2 separate regions of the Homo sapiens genome follow, and region 1 is linked to region 2. Evidence: chromatin loops called from intact Hi-C (ENCODE). Cell type or tissue: GM12878. All regions are shown on one strand. Each heading gives the region's core, and the rest is flanking DNA. Links, peaks and the distances in the headings are about the cores only.

The links. Peaks named below come from ENCODE experiments on the same cell type or tissue, not always from the same donor. Only the 100,000 strongest peaks of a DNase experiment are listed, where the experiment ranks them.
Region 1: a loop joins it to region 2, with 2.7 times the contacts of the local background. A loop is called at or near these places in 2 of 110 quality-filtered maps.

What each region holds. Positions count from the first base shown.
Region 1 is chr5:88,871,620-88,881,091 of GRCh38, forward strand. All of the region lies in intron 1 of MEF2C (myocyte enhancer factor 2C), which reads right to left. Among named protein-coding and RNA genes, the nearest start is that of MEF2C, 6.8 kb to the right of the region's middle. In GM12878, for the core only: a CTCF peak has its summit at 7,550; no DNase peak of the experiment used is centred there; H3K4me3 peaks cover 2,312 bases; H3K27ac peaks cover 2,416 bases.
Region 2 is chr5:89,268,052-89,277,523 of GRCh38, forward strand. The region is part of intron 7 of MEF2C-AS1 (MEF2C antisense RNA 1); the gene reads left to right. Among named protein-coding and RNA genes, the nearest start is that of LINC02161, 310 kb to the right of the region's middle. RefSeq lists enhancers at 3,689-3,828, 3,859-3,908. In GM12878, for the core only: no CTCF peak of the experiment used is centred there; DNase peaks (open chromatin) are centred at 3,041, 3,600, 3,990, 4,350 and 1 weaker place; H3K4me3 peaks cover 723 bases; H3K27ac peaks cover 2,081 bases.

The DNA.
Region 1 (9,472 bases), core at 6,169-8,668, 390 kb before region 2:
CTGACATCCAAAATATGATTTTTTTTGAGAAACCATGTGAACAGAAAAGCTGAACAAAAGGGGTTCCCTGACACCAGTAATACTCACATTTTTAAATCTACATTTTACCTAAATTTGTTTGCGTTATCAGAAGGTATAATCCTCAGGTACAATTCTGCATTTTCTATACTTTATGTTTTTTTCTTACATAAATAAAAATACCCAAATTAAGACAAGTTCACTTATTCATCATCTCAAAGTTGATAAGCTGTGGTCATAATGAATAAGCCCTCAAATCTAGAGAAAAATAGGATAATAAGGGTAGCATTTGCTGGTTATATTTTCTTTTCAAATAAAAAATGCATTTCATCTTTATGGGAAAATACAATTCATTCATTTATTCAACAAATATCTATAGAGTACCTATTATATGCAAGAGTTCTTGTGAAGAAATATAAAGACTAAAAGAACACACATTCATCATAAATTAATTCCATTTCTACATATAATCAAAGTTGTCTAATAAGAAAAATAAAAAAAAGGTTATTAATGTATACAAAAGTGGATAATACTAAGAAAAACACCTAGAACTCTTGGCGAGGCTGGTTTCACCATTAAAATCATCTAATAACTGTACATGAAACATTTCCTCCAAACTGAACTTTCATTAAGACTAAGGAATAATCTACCTGCAATTCAGAACTTTGAGTAAATGACTTTTAAAATTCATGGATGGTATCATTTTGTTTCTTTGGTTCCATTTCTGGTTCTAAAAATAATATATTTATTTAATAACATCAAATCTGTGAAAGGTTTTGATTTTTTTGGAGAAAGAAGTATATTGAACTTAGCAATCATTAGAATTGACCCACGACTGTGTAAGAATTAGATACTTGCTCTGAATGTGACCCAAATTTAATGGACTGAAAGTATTATTGAAAAATAATTTTAATAACCATCCCACCAAAAATTTCTAAATCACCATTAGCAGAAACTTAAAATGACTAAAATATAGTACAATGCTATGATAATAATTTAATATTTACTGATCATTTACTATGTATCTGCATTACGGTTTTATATGTATTATCCTAGTAAATCCTTAAAAAACTTTAAGAGGTGGGTGATTTTATAATTCCCATTTTACAGATCCTGGTACTGGGGCTTTCTGGTCATTAAAACACCTGCCTAAAACCACTAATCAGTAAATGGGAGGCTGGCTTTTGAACCCAGTTTTGGTCGTTGTTCTTAATCATTATTCTTTATTGTTTATGGACATGTTTGTCTAATAGCATAATATGTAGAATCAAAGAAATGATATTAAGTGTGGAAATGGAGTCTCCAAACTCTTTATGCTTGTTTAAACGATCTTCTCTCTCGAGAGTGTATCTTCATCCTTTCATGCTTTTTCTCTCTCTCTGCTCTCCCACACCGATGCTCCCCACACCGTACACACATACACACACACACACTCACACCGTTGGAGTTCTGGTCTAACACTTACTTCATAGAGCAACCTAAAAGGCATAATGTGGTTGACCTTGTCCAATAACTGTACCACTTCCTGGGAGTTCATGAAGCTGTTCATGTTTGCAACGAATATACCATCCAGTGACTCTAAAGCTGCTGTTGTTCTTTACAAAGACATGATCCTATAGCCCTGGCTATTTCAAGATCAGTGTCCGCAGTTGTTTCAAGACATGGCATTGGGCTGTGATGAACCACATCAGTTTCTCAAGTGTAAGGAGGTAAGTTAGCATCTAAAACAATTCTGTCGCCCATGTGTAGTCAAAACAAGTTAAAAGTGCACTTGCTTTCACGATACCAAATACTTTGAAGCAAGAAGGAAGCTCAGACAGGAGAGAATCCAAAAACAATGAAAACGGAAGGAAAAAACACTGAAGTCAAGAATTCTCTGATTTTTTTGAAGCTATAAAATGAGAGAAGCGGAGGGAAAAAATCACATAACGCTCACTCTAAATCAAGCAAGATCAAACAGTCTTGGAAGGGATATTGCCGATTCATTTCAACCCAAGAGTCATAGGGAAACAATTAATGGGTACTGAGTATCTTACTCAGCCTTCTGCAAATCTATCAATGTCGTCACGGATTTTTTTTTTTTTTTTTTTTTTTTTTTTTTGGTTTATGTAAAGGGGGAAATATTCAAACATGAAATGAAAGAAAAAAATAGTCAAAATTATTTACTTTAACTTCTAACCTATATAGAGTCTAAGTGAACTTCCAATAAATACTAGAAATAAAAAAAAGATTCACTTAAAAATAGACAAATTTGTTAGATTTCATTTAGTTAAGAAAAATCATCCAGAATAAATTAGGTCTGGATTTATATAGTACCTTTTAAAGATATTAATGTTAACTGTAATAGAAGGGTGAAAAGATCTACTTTTTTAACCACATAAACCTTTACAAAAAGACCACCCAACAACTTAATAAGGCTCCTCAAATATGGATGAAAATCCGGTACCTTAAAGAAGTAATTGTTTTAATGGTTAACAGAGTTTAAAATTTCCCAAATTCTTGACCAGAGAATTACTTACTAGGCGAACCTCTAATAGAGTCAACGTTTTAATCGGGTATAGTTTTATCATACTTAAATGGCAAGATAGCGAATTTTCTATTTTAAAATTTCTATTCCATACATATGTTCAATAGTTGAAACTTTACAATGTATCTGACAATACCAACGGGTATGATTCAAATGACCCTACTGTTCCAGAGAATTTCCAAGAAAATAAAGAAATCTCTTACAATAGCCTAAATAGAAGCATAGTTTTAATTTGAATTTTTAAATGTGTGTAATTTTCTAACAAATAAATGTCAGAAAGTATTGACTCATATATATATTAGCATTTACAAAACAAAGTTTAACATCTTTTTCCTCCCTTGCTAATGGGTCTTGAAAAAGTGCCAGGTGTAGGAATATGCCATTGTTATCATATTCTTATAAGCTGCCTTATACATTTTTTAAGATCTATGTTGTATTAATTTCTTAACAATTTATCGGGAACATTTGCATTCACAGAAAAATAAATGCTTGATATTTAAACATAATTAAAATTATCATTCTTATCTATTTAAGTTTCAAGAGAAATAAAATTAAATTACACTTAACTGTTGGTCTAATTTGGTAAATTTCATATAGGCAATTAATAATTAGTGTAGTGGGTTAACAACTAAGCTAACATTTATACACTATTCATATACTGTTAAATCAATAATTTAGTTTAAAAATAAAATTAGAACAAATATTTATTAAGTGGTAACACTTTCTCCTGAAGGCTCCCATTTAATACATTTCTAAAGAAGAAGGCTAGTTTTAGAAAGGTGTGCTGGCAATAATCTGATTGCACCTCATACAAATGAGAATTCTACTGATTGAAAGGAGCCATGGCAGCTAGAAATTATTTTTTAATAGGATTTTTTAAAAATCACATGGGTAACAGTTGAAAATGTAACTGGTAATTAAAGCCTGCTTCTTAACAAAGTTTTACTTTATTTTTTAAGGAGAAGTACAAGCTTTTAGACTATAGTTTCAGATACAAGGAATATTAGTGCAGATATTTAGAAGTCAATTTATTTTGCATGGTATTATACACAGAACTTACACTGTACCTTTCAAATGAAAAGCATAAAACAAATCTGAAAACTAAAAGCTCACATTTTCTCCCCCTGTACTCTCTATTTTGACCTAATAATCATTTAAAGTGTGGGTGTTTATCAATAAAAATTTTTGCAGCACCACACATTGTGGTGGAACGTTGCTATTTCCCGAGATAAGTACAAAAAACCTCAATGCTAATTTGCATCACAAAATGATCTAACATATCTGGAATATAATGCACAAGCTTCATTGAAAAGAAACCATTATATTTTTCTTTTCGAAACAAAAAGTACAGATATCTGATTGGGTCTGGGTGTGCTGGAGGTAGGGGGTGGGGAAGAGGTCTCATTTTCTATCTCACACCTATTGTTTTATGTATTCTAAACTGCTATATGGGAATAAAAAGGAAACATACTGAATCCACTTTGCAGTTAATGTCTTAGTAATTTAAGAGGCAGAATTTTCAAGTTAAAGAAGGGAAACATTATACTTTTCCTTTCCCAAAGGTATTTCCCCTATTTCCCAGGAAGAAGGCCCTCTGTTCCTTACCCTATGTAGGGGGAAATAAAGGACATTAGTTAGGGCTGAAATCACTCCGAGACAGAAGAGGGGAAGTTTATGATGTGGCACTGTGCACAGTATCTGGTCTGCAGCCAGGAAGTTTTCATTTTGTAGCTCTGCTGCCAGTACCTGCCCTGCATATTCAGGAATAAAAATATACCAGAACTCTACCTGAAAAACTGTGGATGTTACAAAGAATTAAAAGAGTTTATTTTTCTTTCTTTATCCTGAGTGTAATTACTGTTTTTTAAAAAGAAAGAGCTGAAACTGTAGTAACTGGAGTTTTTTTTTTTTTTTTTTTTCCTTTTTAAACTCCTCAAACTACCTTCCCACAAAGCCATTTAAGTTAAATGGTACATTTACAGACTCACCTACATGAAGGATATAACTTAAAACATCTGCTTAGACACATACGTTCTGTTCAGATATAAAAAATGTGGCAAAAATTTTTAAAAATATAGGACCACTATATTCTTAAAATGTGTGTTCTTCTGTGTGTGTGTGTTCATTCATTCAAGAGATCTTTGACTGCAATTAGGTAGTCGGTCCTATAAAGGCTTCCTTGTGTGACGATAATTTCTAAAAGTAAAATGCTCCAGTGAATATTTCTGCTAAATAATCATATCTTAAAATTACTTTAAAGAAATTCCAATCCCTCATGTTACATTAAGCAATAATGCCAGTTTTCCATAATATGCCTTAGTTGTACCACCTTATTCAGGGTCGACAATTAATTAGAAGACAAAAAGTATAAATCGCGTGTTTATTAAGTAGCAGACAAATTTCTTTGTCTGTCTCAACATATTTACATTAATGTGTTTATTTTCTAATTTTGAAAATAAATAAGCATATTTAAGCCAAAGCTGCCTGTCTTCGGGGTTTGGGGAAGGATGCACATTCTCTTGCTATCCTTCTAACTTGCTGAAAGAATCACAGGTGTGAAAAAAAGACAGGCATAGTTCTTGGCTGATTTTTAAAAAAACACTTCACATTCTATCGAAGGACCATATCCACTTCTTTTTTAATCCAATATGCTAGGAATCCATAGTATCTGAGAGCAATTTATATGAATTCTTCATGTGCATCTTATCTATGACAACAAGATAGAAGAGGAAAACCAGACCACCACGCTCATGATGCTATTTGGAAAAAGCAGGTTCTCAAAAGGGACTGATTCAAAGATCAGTTAGTTCCTCCAGCCTCTAAAAACAAGTTTTGGGTACTTAATTTAAATCACTGCTTGAGGACTTGCACTGTCATTCTACATGAATCCCAACCACTTGCAGGAGGAACAACATTGCTCCATTCATTTCAAATTTACAGCATTAAGAATTAATAAAGTCTTTATAATGTCTGCATTATTTAAGAGTAATGATTCCTGAAGAAATCTGCCTGTAATATGTTTACTGTTTTTATTGCTTGTAATGTCGTCAATTTCCTTTTCAATGCCCTCAAAAGATTCTCTTCATGTACTTTGAACTTTGTTTACATTGGCTGTATTTTAAAAATATATACCAAGATTTAACTTGTACAATAAAATGACAATGTACAGCAAATGAATTATGGCGATGACAAATAAATGTTACTCATATCACCTAAAACTAAACCATAAATTTGTATAACATGTATCACCTAATTTCCATATTTAATAGGAATATGATTTTTTGCAGTAAACATTAAAATAGTATCAAGGAGATGTGAGATAATAGTATATTAAATAACCTTTTCTATAATCTTATTTTTACAATGGTATTCTTTGTCATAGAACATTCTTTAATTATTTTTCTTTCACAGACAAAAATAACAAAAGAACATCAATGCCATCTTCGTATTCTTAAAAGAGAGGGGTAAGGAATGAATGCTTCCAGCACCCTTTATTTTGTTATGCCTCAATATTGTCTGTAAAATAACATGGTTACTAAAAAATTCTTGATTTGAGCAAGACCAAAATTATTACAGTGTACTTTACAGTTATTTCACGCATGAATGTTAAAACATACTGAAATTATAAAACTTTCATAGACTTTTTTTCAGTATTCAGTTTAAGATAGGTTGTCAATAAGAGCTACTTTAAAAAAAACTGACAATTTTCTTTGCTCACTAACTATAGGAGATCATTGCAAATTATTTTCTTTCTCATGCTGCTATTCACTTACGTACTGCATATTTGCTTCAATTCTCCAAGGGAAGAAATGTGGCTCTTGTGGGAAAGGTCCACCCCTTTCTACATGTTTGCTTCCTTGAACGAAAGGAACACACCCCCTTACATTCTTTGAAATGTGTCCAACAATTGTAATAGCACTGTATTATTGACTAAATTAGAAAATCTTAAGTGATAGTCAAATATTGTTAATACACTGTGTATTTTGAGTCAGGAGAACTAAATGACACATATACAGAATGAAGTTCAATCTAGTGTCTACACTTGGATGCTATAGAATGTTTGTGTTAGTAGAAGAAACTCATGAATGTTTTTGTGTACAGGTATGTTGTATGACACCTCAGGAAGAGGCCCATGAATGTTACAAGTTTTTGATGGCCTCCTTTCAATTTAAGACCCATTACAGGAATGACCCCTTTCTTTCATAAGTATATTGGATAAAAAACATTTAGAAACTTAGGAAGTAGAATCAGAGAGCTGTTTGAAATCACAAACATGCAAAAATATCACAGGTCTACGCTTACCATCCTAATGGCAGAAAACTCACACCAAAGTTGGCACCCACTAACTTCTACCTCATTAAGGCAAGCTGCTGGTCATTGGATATTGTGTTCTAACACGACTTCCCTTTATGTAGAATAATATGTTTCCTTCCAAGGAAAGTTTTTCTTTTGTTGTTATTTTCTAATAAATATACTCCATATTTATAGAAAATTTTGCATTTATCTTTGATTTTATCTTTTCTAAATAGTCTTTCTTTATTCCACTTTTACAAAGAAATTTTCAAGTGTAAAGACACAGCAGGAAAAAAAATTATATCTCTTTTAAGATATTTTAGTGTGTAAATGAAATGGATAGTCCTTGTGCAATTTATCAGGCATTTCAGAATGAACCCAACTGTATAATTCCCAGGCCTACAAAATGAAAGCTTTGTTATTTACCTATGTTTCTCACTTGAAATAAGAGTGAATATAAAGAGTGAATATATAACTGCAACTGAAGGTAATAAACTTGTTAAAACTTAGTAAGATATTGTGATGGTCAAAGAAAACCTGCAAGTGCGTGCCACAAATCCACTCAGATGAAACATCTCATTCACTAAAATTTTCTATCTTATTATAATAGTGCACAGAAAATTAAACACATAAATATTAATTTTATGTATCACAGATGATGTAGGCAATGAAAATGCAATGTTTACATTTATGGGTGACTCATTAGTGTTTTATTGTGTGAAACACTAGGAGGCATCAGTTGGGTAAAAAAGGACTTCAATTTTAGAAGAAGCAAAAAATTACTGTAAAGTTGGGTGTGTAAGAAGTTAAGATTTTCAAAATGTTATTATGTAAACCAAAACTTTATTCTCTGAAATAAACTCTCAAAACATCATATTCTGTTGTAAAGAATGATCTTTATATAACATTCATGAAATATATATATTATATATATATATAAAATTTGACCAATGAACTTTTATGAAGATATGTTTCACATATATGGATTCATAACTATGTAATTACACATTTTTATGTAGAATATATTTGGTAACAGAATAACATAATGGATATTGACTATTATGCATTTTCTGCTGAATTACTCAATAACATGAGTGTATGTTTTATTTCTGGCAAATTCTGTTTTGTGCTCTTTATAACGCCTCTGAAAATGTCTAATGCATTTAAGCCTTACAATACCTGCTTCATGTAAGCAGACAATTTAATGTTTGTTCATAAAGAAATGATGGAACTTAAAATTTACACAATGAAGACATACATAAAAAAGGACATGTTTTCTCTTACTTCACTACTGAAAGCCTGTCATTTGAAAACTGAATTTTCCATTGTTTGAATGGATCATAATGATGAAGCAACAGGGTCAAAGTATGCTTATCTAAGCAATCATTTGAAATTGAGTGTCTTGCCATTCCTCAACAATCAGCTTTTATCTTTGACCTATCAAAATAACATGTGAACTATGTAATCTGCCTTTTGTAACGTGCATAGACTCTGTTGTTCCTGGTTTTGTGAATCACCTCTGTAATCTGGTTTGATTTCCTAAAGGTGACAGATCTCGGTGAACAGTCAAGCTTTACTGAGTGCAAGACAGTCCACGCGCCTATAAGATTAAGGTACAGTGCTAAGGACGGGGATCTTAATTACCTGTCTTTCCACATGCAGCATACTGATGGAACAACAGTGATTAAATCATTTCATCGTGTCTAGGCAATCACCACATTAGTATAGAATGAATACGTGTATTTTGATAAGTTTTAGATATTAATTTGTGTGGTATTTTCTCAGAGGATGTGCTTTTGAAAAAAAAGTGTAACTTTATTAATAATCTCTTAACAGTTCATCTTGTGACCATTAATTGCATATTAAATTCTTCTATGTTGCTTCGAATCATGTCCCCAAAGCCAGAATTCTGTTTAATAACTATGTCTTTGTTGTTATGTAGCACAAGTATTGCTGCACAGCTATTTCCCCATTTTTGTCACTTTCTGAGATTTCATAGACTCAAATTATACCACACTTTAGAGTTGAGAAATAAAACCACAAAATATACTACAATAAACAGAAGAAAGTTTTAAAAGATAATGTTAAGATATGCTAAGGAGTTATTCAGTGCTGTTCTTTATAAAAGAAGTTTAAATAAAGTATTTATTAGAAAGATACGTTTGCAGTGTTATGGAATTTATTGATTCCGTTAAGTTAGGGCCAAGGAAAAAATTTCAGGTATCTTTTCCCCCAAATTTTTCAAAATGAACATGTTTACAAAGAAGAAAAGAGGCAAAGTGCCTCTTGTTATCTAAGTTTCATGGAGTTATCTAGTATTAATGTGCTTCTCTCTTGAAAAGTTAATATCTGTGATTGCACACTTTTAAAATATGAATAGCTCAGAAAAGGTGGAAAACTGTTTTTATTATAAATTGCTCATTTGTTATTGAAATAAAAAACAAATTAACATTTAATAAAACTTACACTTTAATATTATCTTTCAATATATTCCACATGCACAGCAATCAGGACGTAAATGGTGCAATTAATGAATGAAGTAAAATGCTGCCTTTCCTAAGAAGTCTGAAAAAAAGTCAAACATTCGAATGCTGTGTGAATTATATTAATAAAAATAGTAGGTTTTTATAAAAT
Region 2 (9,472 bases), core at 2,338-4,837:
CCTGCTTGAAATTTCTTAATCTGATGTTTCAGGGAGCAGTAAAAATAATAAGTAAACATGTTCCCCGAGCAATTAATAATGCAAGCCCTGAGCCCAACAGGATTCATCAAATACATAAACTTATCCTCTCCTGGTCAAGATGCTTTAGACTGGAAGTAGTTGAAATATGGGAGGAAGCTCATGCTTTTGTGGTGTGAATTAGATTCTGTGTGTATCTGTGTGCGCTTAGTGCATTTTTAAACTATTGTAAAAACACTATTCTTAGACTCGCCTGAGAGTAACTCACTTGTGGAAAAGGTGGGCAATTCTGTTTTGTGATTACTATGCCTTCCCCCTAGGTCATCTGCTCATCTTTCTTCTTCAAACAAATTAAAATATTAGTCCACTAGAGAAGGACTGTTCTCACTTTTATATGTCACACAGAATGTTTAGAGCTGACTTTACCTGTTAGTGCCAACAGCAGTGATGATGTGGTTATCATGACACCTGCAAATGCCTCTCTTCCTGTGTACTTATTATCAATCTGGGAATGTCGTCACTCCAGTCACCCCAGAATGCTTCCTTATGACTGCATTCTTACTGGCTGTAAGTAACTTTTTTACTCAACAAGGAACGGGCCAGATGGCATGCAGATATATGCTTGAGACTGGGTGAGTCTCATTTGTTCTCTATTTCTTGTTACTTACTGTCACTCCTTGGCTAACCACACATAAGGAACTCACCCTGTGGGCTGCTTTTTGCTGTGCATATCTAACGCGATTATAGTAATGTGCTTTTTATTAATGTTTTTGTTATTATGGGTTTCTTTTTGTCGAAGTTGTTTCAATCTGCCTCATAACTTTGTAAGGTGAAATACAAATAAATTTGATGGTGCAAACAGGTCAGCCAGTATACTAACATATAAATACAATGAATGTTGTCCCCTTCTAATTAATAACCTTGAACTTATTCCAACAATGATGTTACAACTGGAAAATAATTTTATTTAGGAAATTCTCTTTGAAAAATGATTTTAGAGCCTTTTCCTACCAATCAAAGCAAATGATCATTCTCTGAGGGTTGGTTTGATCTTCTATTAAAAAATTCATTGAACAAATAATTATTAGGTGTATAATCAGTGGCAGGCAGTATACCAGGAGCAAGGAGTAAGACAGACATGGTTTCTGCCTTCAAAGACATTTAAGATAAAATCTGAGATGAATGTCTGAGCCCTGGATAATACCTTTATTGATAAAAACGAGATGTGACTATACAGTGACAATCTGAACTGCCTCAAATGACAATTTTAAAGAAGAGATTTAAAACATTTTGAGTAATGGCAGCATCTCAGGAGTAACTCACACAAACTACTCAGAAGACGAATAGTCATTTTTTAAATGCATACAGTATGGTGTATAGAGTTTATAAAACATTTTTATATACATTGTATTACTCTCTTGCCACAAGAATCATGGATTATCAACCAGGTTTGAGTACTAATTTTCTTCACGGTAAAGTGAATGATCTCTAGGAGACTTCAAAGCCTGAAATTCTGTGATATTTATGTTGCTAATTTTATGCATTTACACGATATTGTGAGTTCATTATTTTAGAATAGTTCCCTGTGTTCTATCTGACTGAGGACCATCCTAGCAGAGATGAGCGCCCAATAACTTCTCCTGGGGGTGGTGGGTGCTGGCAGGAGGCCTCGGGCATGGAAACTCGACAAGGAATGAACTAGACTCACTCTCAGTAACGGGGTCAGGAGCAAAGGGTAAATGAAGGTAAAGTTTGAGGTGAGCGAGCTCCCCGGGGTGTGAGGGAGGTTCTAAAATATCAAGTTCAAAGGATCAGGCAGAGCAAGAATTAGACTCAAAGAAAAATGCTGGCTAGACAGATTAAAGAGGTTGAGGAGGCAGAACCTAGAAAGGCTACCCTGAAGAAACAATATTTCTTTGTATGGGATGATAGAGGTAAAGCCCAAGAACCATTAGAGTGAAAAACCGAAAGAAGAAAATCATTTTAAAAAAGATAGCTTTCCCTGCCTTAATCCCATCAGTGGTTAAACAATGAAAATAAAGAGAAAATGCAGCCCTACTCTAAAACTTCACCTCCTCCGCTTTCCCAACCAACAGCCCACTCTTTGAGAAAACAGAGTGTTCATCAAATAGAAAAACATCTTGATGATTGCCAGATAGAAAAACAAATATTTAGGGATTGAATTTGAGATTTTTCTTTATATTTCACTCAACATCTTGAGACCTTCTTTGTCCATATCAAAAGTAAGTTTCTAAGTCCAATTATTAAGTAGATCTAAAAATCTCTCTTCTGTTGAGATGTATACAGTTAGTAAAGATTCCCAGGAAGTTTGTACTGAGACTTTGGCGCGCACGCCAGCATGCGCGCGCGCGCACACACACACACACACACACACACACACACACACGAGGGTATAAGGGTGCAGGAGTAAATGGTGAGCCCTTCTAGGAGATTAGTGTGTGGCTGGGACCCTTTTTAACATCTTTTACTTTGGGCCCATTCTTTCAACTCATTTTTACCACCATGTATCAAGTTTGTGCCTGAGTCACTCCAAGCTTGCCCATCTGTGGGGGCAGCAGATTGTTCCAGGTGAGTTGAAGATACAAGGAATAAGTGTATGCATAAATAATGTGCAAAGGAAGCTGCTAAAACCCTGTTTCTAGAATTTTCTACTTCTATTTTTGTGTCTTTTTTGCCCCTACACACAATTAGTAGTGGTGTTTCGAACTCATCCAAAATTTGATTTTGCATGTTTTCTTGTTTACTTTTTAGTCCTTTACTGAAAGGTTTCTAAGTAGCTAGGTGTTTTTTCTAGTCTGCCATATTCCAGAGTTTTCACACCAGTAAGTCTGCTTACAGACCTTTTTGCTGTGCTGTTGTTGTTGTTTTCTTTTCCCCAACAAATTTATGACATTAGGTCACACTTTATTCGAGAAGCTTTATTTTCCATCTGCTCTCCGTTTTTGCTCTATTATTAGGCTATGCTTCTGGTATTCTGATCCCCCTTCATTTTCAGAACTCTTGTTGACGTCAGTGGGGAACCTAGGCAGAGGAGAGTGTAATGCTGAGCTTGGCTTCACAGTCCATTTTGGGAAAAGCGTCTGACCTCCTTGAGATGGAACTTCCGTTGGGTGGACCCCTGCTCATTTTCTACAGACAGTGGAGCCTATGCATAGTATTTAATGCAACCACCAGTACAGGATGATATACTTGCTCTACCACCCAAATATATTGACTTTCTGTTAAAAGGCTTTTAACATAAATTTTAAGAGATTAACAAAATACATCATAGGCTATTGCTGAGAATGCAGGGTTTTTAACTACGTTTCTCCTACATTGATTTTAGTTCATATATTTTAACCACCGCCTTATTTTACTGTACCTTTTAATTTGTTATTCATTTGTTTGAAACCAGAACTCTGCCAAGGCACTCTGGACCCACAGGAACTGAAATAGTTTGCCTTCATTATCTGGTAGACCTGCTCGAGTCTGTAGCCCCTGACAGAAACCACAAGACTGTACAAACTGGCAACTGTGGGTTTGTCTGTTCTCTATTGATTCTATTTCTGGAAAAAAACATGAACCAATGGGTGAGCCATGTGACTGTACAACTGACCCAAAGCTACCATCAGAAGTGGGATGGAGACCTTTATAGACAGGTCATGATGGGATCTCAACACTTTCCTGTCTGCTTCTTAAGAATGGCTTTCAGTAGCTTTGACTTGAAACTTAACTCCTTGTGTTCTGAAGTATGAAACTGGAGGAGAATCTTCATATTCTATAGCTTGTTATTTAATTTGGGAGACCATAAGTCAAAATGTTCCAAACATCTAATAAAATGTATAATAAAGACCAGATATAAGTTAACTTACAAAATAGCTTACTTCTTTCCTCCATGTGAATTGCAAAGCAACTCCATCAGAAGACTTGAACACACACACACACACACACACACACACACACACACACGTACTTTTCAGACTATGAAACTGCAACTGCTGTAGTGTTTCCTTTTCTTGAGCTTTGGTATTTGCGCTCAGTACTGATCCTTAAGTAAATAGAATGTAGGACTTCTATGTAATCAGGCCAAATGTAAGAGTTCTGGTCTTGGCTCCAATATGCTATGTGTCTTTGGTCTTCTCTCTTCTTCTCCATTAAATGTCAAATGACTAAACGATCCCCAATGTCTGTTCTAATTCTAAGAATCAAAGTGATTAAGAGTCTTTGATAGCACCAGAGAGATCTAGGTAGTAGAGAACACAGGTATGAGAGAACACATCCTATTAAACACACACGTGCATGGGTGCATGCACACACACACACACACACACACACACACACACACTCAACAGAAAAACCAAAATAGCTCCCCTCTCTTCCTCCCCCAATAATGACAATGCAGCCATCTGTTGGACGTTCCATTTTACTTAGCAGCTGTTCTCAGATACAGAAATCTGCATTCCTCCGGCTTGTGCTGGTATGCAGGCAGCATGTGTGGGTACTAGCATTTGACTCTCCCACCCAAAGGAATGGCTTTCATTGAATAAAAGTGATTGCAGAGGTTTCTTATTTCCCCATCACACAAATGCCTTTTTTTTTTCTGATAATAGGCATTTGAAGCCATCTCTGCTACTCTGTGTATTAAAATATACCCTGTTAGAGATATTCATATCAAGCAATCATCTAAAATTGAAGAGGACAACCAGGAAAGGCTTCAGTGAAACTCTTGCCTTGCCAGAAACTTCTACTTTGAAGGAAAGTGGGAGAGGTTGGAATATAAAGTTCCATTCTACTTTTATTTTGTCCACACCCCCAGCATTGCACTTAAGCACTGAGGAATAAGTATTGTTCAAAAAGAAACTAGGAGGCTTTCAAATGTAGCATTAATCTTAACACCAAACTAAATGAAAATATATAAGAGAAATATCCAAAGGGGATATGGAAGTAAAATCTTTTAAATATTCCATGTTCCTGCTGCTCCCAGACCGAACCTCTTCTACAGGCTGAAATTTTGTCTTCTGTGTGGTATATTATATAAAGTGGTATATCATTTAAAAAAAGAAGCAATTGAGTTGGGGGTTGGGAGGAGCTGCAGTTATAAACAACAACAAGAAAGTGTCCTACAGGCTCTGTAGACGAGAACCTTGGGTATAAAATTGGATCTGCTTTTGAGTACATAATTTAGGACATTTGTTACAAGATTACTGTGGTTTTCTATAAATGTTAGTTTGCTGTATTATTTTCCATGAACTAGTTTTCCAAAATGCAGAATATTTTGCCCCCAAAACATGGAAGCACTAAAGCTCGATGAGGCACTGATTCATGGGGTGTCACCCAGAAACAGCTGGTCAGCCATCTGCAGCCCCAGAGTCCTCTTATTTTTACTTTATTCAGCTAATTCTTTATGTAGAGGGGGAAGAAGATGCATAAATCCTGGGAGAAGAGCATGGCTCGTTTAAGAAAATGATGACTAACGCCTGCCCGAGACTGATATCTGGTGGCCTGATGCGCTGATTTGGAGGGGTCCGTTTCCTATGTGCATTAGGCTTTCAACTCTCTACTACGTGTGCATTATTTTCTGTGTATCCTGTTCTTTTGGAAAAGGAAAGAAATGATGATATGCCATTGATTGTTGCATGGGAATGGTTCCAGATTAGAGCACCCTTGAGAACCATAACCGGTCTTTTCAAAGCAAGCAGAAGAGCCTGTAGTATCAAGGACGAGCCTGGAAGTTAGACCTGTATGTTTGTCCATGGGTCCCTCATGTGCTTCTAAATTAGACCTTGTAACTGCCATGGATTCTGCGGTCAGAAAATGTTGGAGGTAAAGGCAGTATTTGACACAAACTAAAAGATATAGCATGATTCATAGCCAAAATCATGTTAAATAAAAAATACTCAGTAAATTTTTAGGCAATGCTGTTTTATTTTGAATTTGACATTAACTGTAGTAAAGTTGTGGATAATTCTATTAGAGTAGTCTTTTGTTTCCCTGAATGAGAAGGGGCCTTGTTGACAGGAGATAGATTGTTATGTTATCCCTTCCTTGTGCTACCTAAGGCGGTTCATTCAAATGACAGAGCCAGATGACTACGTAGGAAGGAAAACCTTCTTCCAATCATAGGAAGGAGGCTTTTAGGTGCACAGGTGTATGCCGCTTACAGGTAGGCATAATTATAGTTTAATCAAATCCTTGTGTGTCTCCGGAGACCACTTTTGGCATACCTTTTAATATTTTTCTTGAATCATCAAAATCTTTTACCCATTCCCCCCATATGTATTGGTATGTGCACACACACACACACACAATTCTTTCTTATTTTATTTCTTTGTCTTGGCTTGTGATCACTAAGGTTTTCAGTTTCTTTCATGACTTACATAGCCACACTAGAAGGTGAATCATTTTATTTTTACAGTTAAAAGGTAGCAAGATAAACTTTCATTGCTACATTTAACCTGTGTGGCATTATTAAACTTGGGACATAATTACTGATCTACTATAATTTTTCTGGTTGTATAATCCTGAAAAGCACCCATGACAATTGACTAGAACAAAAGGTAAATGCACCTTTAATTGATAAGACAGACAATTTTTGTAAAAGAATTGGAAAACCATCTGTACTGTAAACTTTTGTGTCTCTTTTTCATTCCTGTTTACTCTGCTATTCAATCCAAATAAAGATTGTTTTCACCTCAGCAACACAAAAATCACATAGACGATCCTTCAGGCTGTCAGTCAGAGGAAAGATATACATATGCCCAAAGTATACACTTGTGCTTGTTCACAGTGTTATTTGGGGAAAATATGTTGCATGTTCTCCTGGCTCTCCTAGTTTTACATTTTGAATTAATGCAATTTATTCTAATTTATGACAACTGTTTGAAAGGCTTGCTCTCCATTTTTCCGTTTATAAAGAGGTTGTTTACTTAGAGGGGAAAAAGCAGTAGGAAAAGTGGATTGCCTTGCACATTCAGGTGGAAAAAGCGAGTGGGCTTCCTGTCTTGGAGTCAGTGATGTGCACGAGAGTTGGGATTGTAAGGACATCTCTTGTAACAACTTTTTCTGTCTCTTTGGAAATAGGAATGAAATTATGGAGAACCTTTATTCTGCTTCTTAAAGAAAGTCTTATACAATTGAGTTAATTACCTCCCCCTTTTCTCTTGTTCTCTCTTCTTGTATTTATATAGCAGCCATCACCATAGTACCCTACACACGTTGATAAGAATGCTATTTTAGAAAAAAAAAAAAAGGAAGAAGAAAAAAAATAAGCACATGGTAGAAAAGAAAGGTTATTTCTTGTGATAGTACAAGATTCCTCTAGGGCTCAAAACCAGTAAAACAGGTTGGCCCTATTGTACCTAGAACAGTGTCTCAACCATAGTAGATAATTTAAGGAATATTTTTCAATTGGCATTACTAGAATCCATTTTTCTGTCCTTGTTTAAAAACAAAGTCTCATCCCAGTGTGCTCTATCCTGCCTTCATTCTTCTTAGAAGGGCTCTGTTGTGAAAGGACTGCTTGCTGGAGAAGAAGCTGAGCAGAAAGAGAACGACAGGGAGCACGTGTAGATTTCAGGGCCAGCCTAGGATCCAGATATCCCTTGGGGCTTTCATGAAATTCTGTTTCCTGTTGATATATGGTACTTATCTTGTTAACTGTGTACATGTGCATAGTGTTATGTGGATATGTATAACTATAGCCACTAATGTCCTCAAAAGGAATCACAAGTCATAGAGGTAAAAACATTATTATGTACCAGACACTTATAATCCCCTTATGTATATTAACTCAGTTAATTCTCATAAAATCTCTAGGAGGTATATCTATGGTTTTCAGCACCATTTTAAAAATTAAGAGGCTAGACGATGGAGAGGCTAAATAATTAGCCCAGAATCATGGTTAGTAATGATCAGAAAAAGGGGTTTGAACCAAAGTAGTTTCACTCCAGCTTCCATGTTCTTAACTACTATGCCATGCTGACTCTTTCTCAAACTACAAATCAGTTCCATACTGAGTCAGTAATCAGGGCTTGGAATAAACTTTTAGGGTAATATTATTTTAAGACCTAGATCTTACCAGTACAATAATGATCTGCTGAACCTCAAATCTAATCTAGCCTTGGAGTAGGCAACTACAAGACTTTAAGAAAAGACTGCTGTAACTTCTTCTTTGTTTACATGGGTTTACAATTTTTAATGCAATGCATACTTAACCTGCAAAACCCATGCCCTTTCACTAAGAGCATGCATCCATGCATTCATGTAAAGTTATTGATGATTCAATGAGAAATCATTTTGCTTTTGTATATATATTAGTCAATTGGGTGGGAGATAATTCAAACACATAAACAGTTAAAATATTGCTTCAGTATGACTGGTGACATTTACAAAATATTATGGCAGCAAGGAATAAGGGTTTTGGGGTTTAGATGTTGGGGTTAGTGCAGAGTGTGTATGGGGCTAAGGATATGTACATGGAGAACTAGGTTCTTGAATTAAAGTCTTGAAGGGTTGATGAAGAGTTATGCAGCCAGGGAGTCAGGTGAGGACAATCTAGGAAGAGGAAGCAGTTTGTTCCAAGATTTGAAGGTATGACAAAGCATGATGTCCATGAATATGATGTAACTGGAATGAGATGCCAAAGTGATGAGAGGTGGGGCTAGAAGAATGAGTAGGGATCAGACCATGAAGAACCACTGGGTCTCCTATTGTGTAGGTAAAGGCAAACCATGAGAGATGAGTAACAGTTATGGGCTCATCTGATTTTTGTTTTTAGAAATGCACTCAGAAGTCAATGGCCTGGGTGAGGGTAAAACCATGGGGAAAAGAAGCAGTGAAGGGATCTTAAGGCATAGTTATAGACAGTACACTATAATCTTAATACTCAGAACAATCCTATATACAAGACACTATTTCCATTAAGTAGATTAAACAAAACCAAACAAAATTGAGAATTGTTGAGTAACTTGCCCAAGATCTAAGGCAAGTAAATGACAGCTGTTTTACTTTCCCGTTAGTCAGACTCCAATCCTGCCCACTTCCTACTATATCATGCTGTCTCCTATTTCAGTCTCTTAAAAAGTCAACACTCCTAGTCTCCACTTAGAATTACTCAAAACTTCCCTGCACTGTCCAGATTCTCTCTCCAACCCTCTGACCATGCCTGTTCAGCCTCTTCTGTTGCATACCTTCTTCAGCCTTCCTCTCAACTGTTCCTGTTTCTCAAAGTTCTCTCCTCAGTCCTCTAACCTCTCCTCTTTCCTATCATTCCCATCTCTCCCCTGACAAGATCTCTCTTTCTGCAGTAATCCCATCCATTTTGTGCATCCCATGCAGGAACCCTGCCCCCTTAACTTCTTTAACTCTCAACACTGAAAGTGTCCCCATGTCCTGTTGTTGCCATGTTATAGTATAAACAAGTCTCTTTATTGCAAGTATGGTGAAATGATCATTG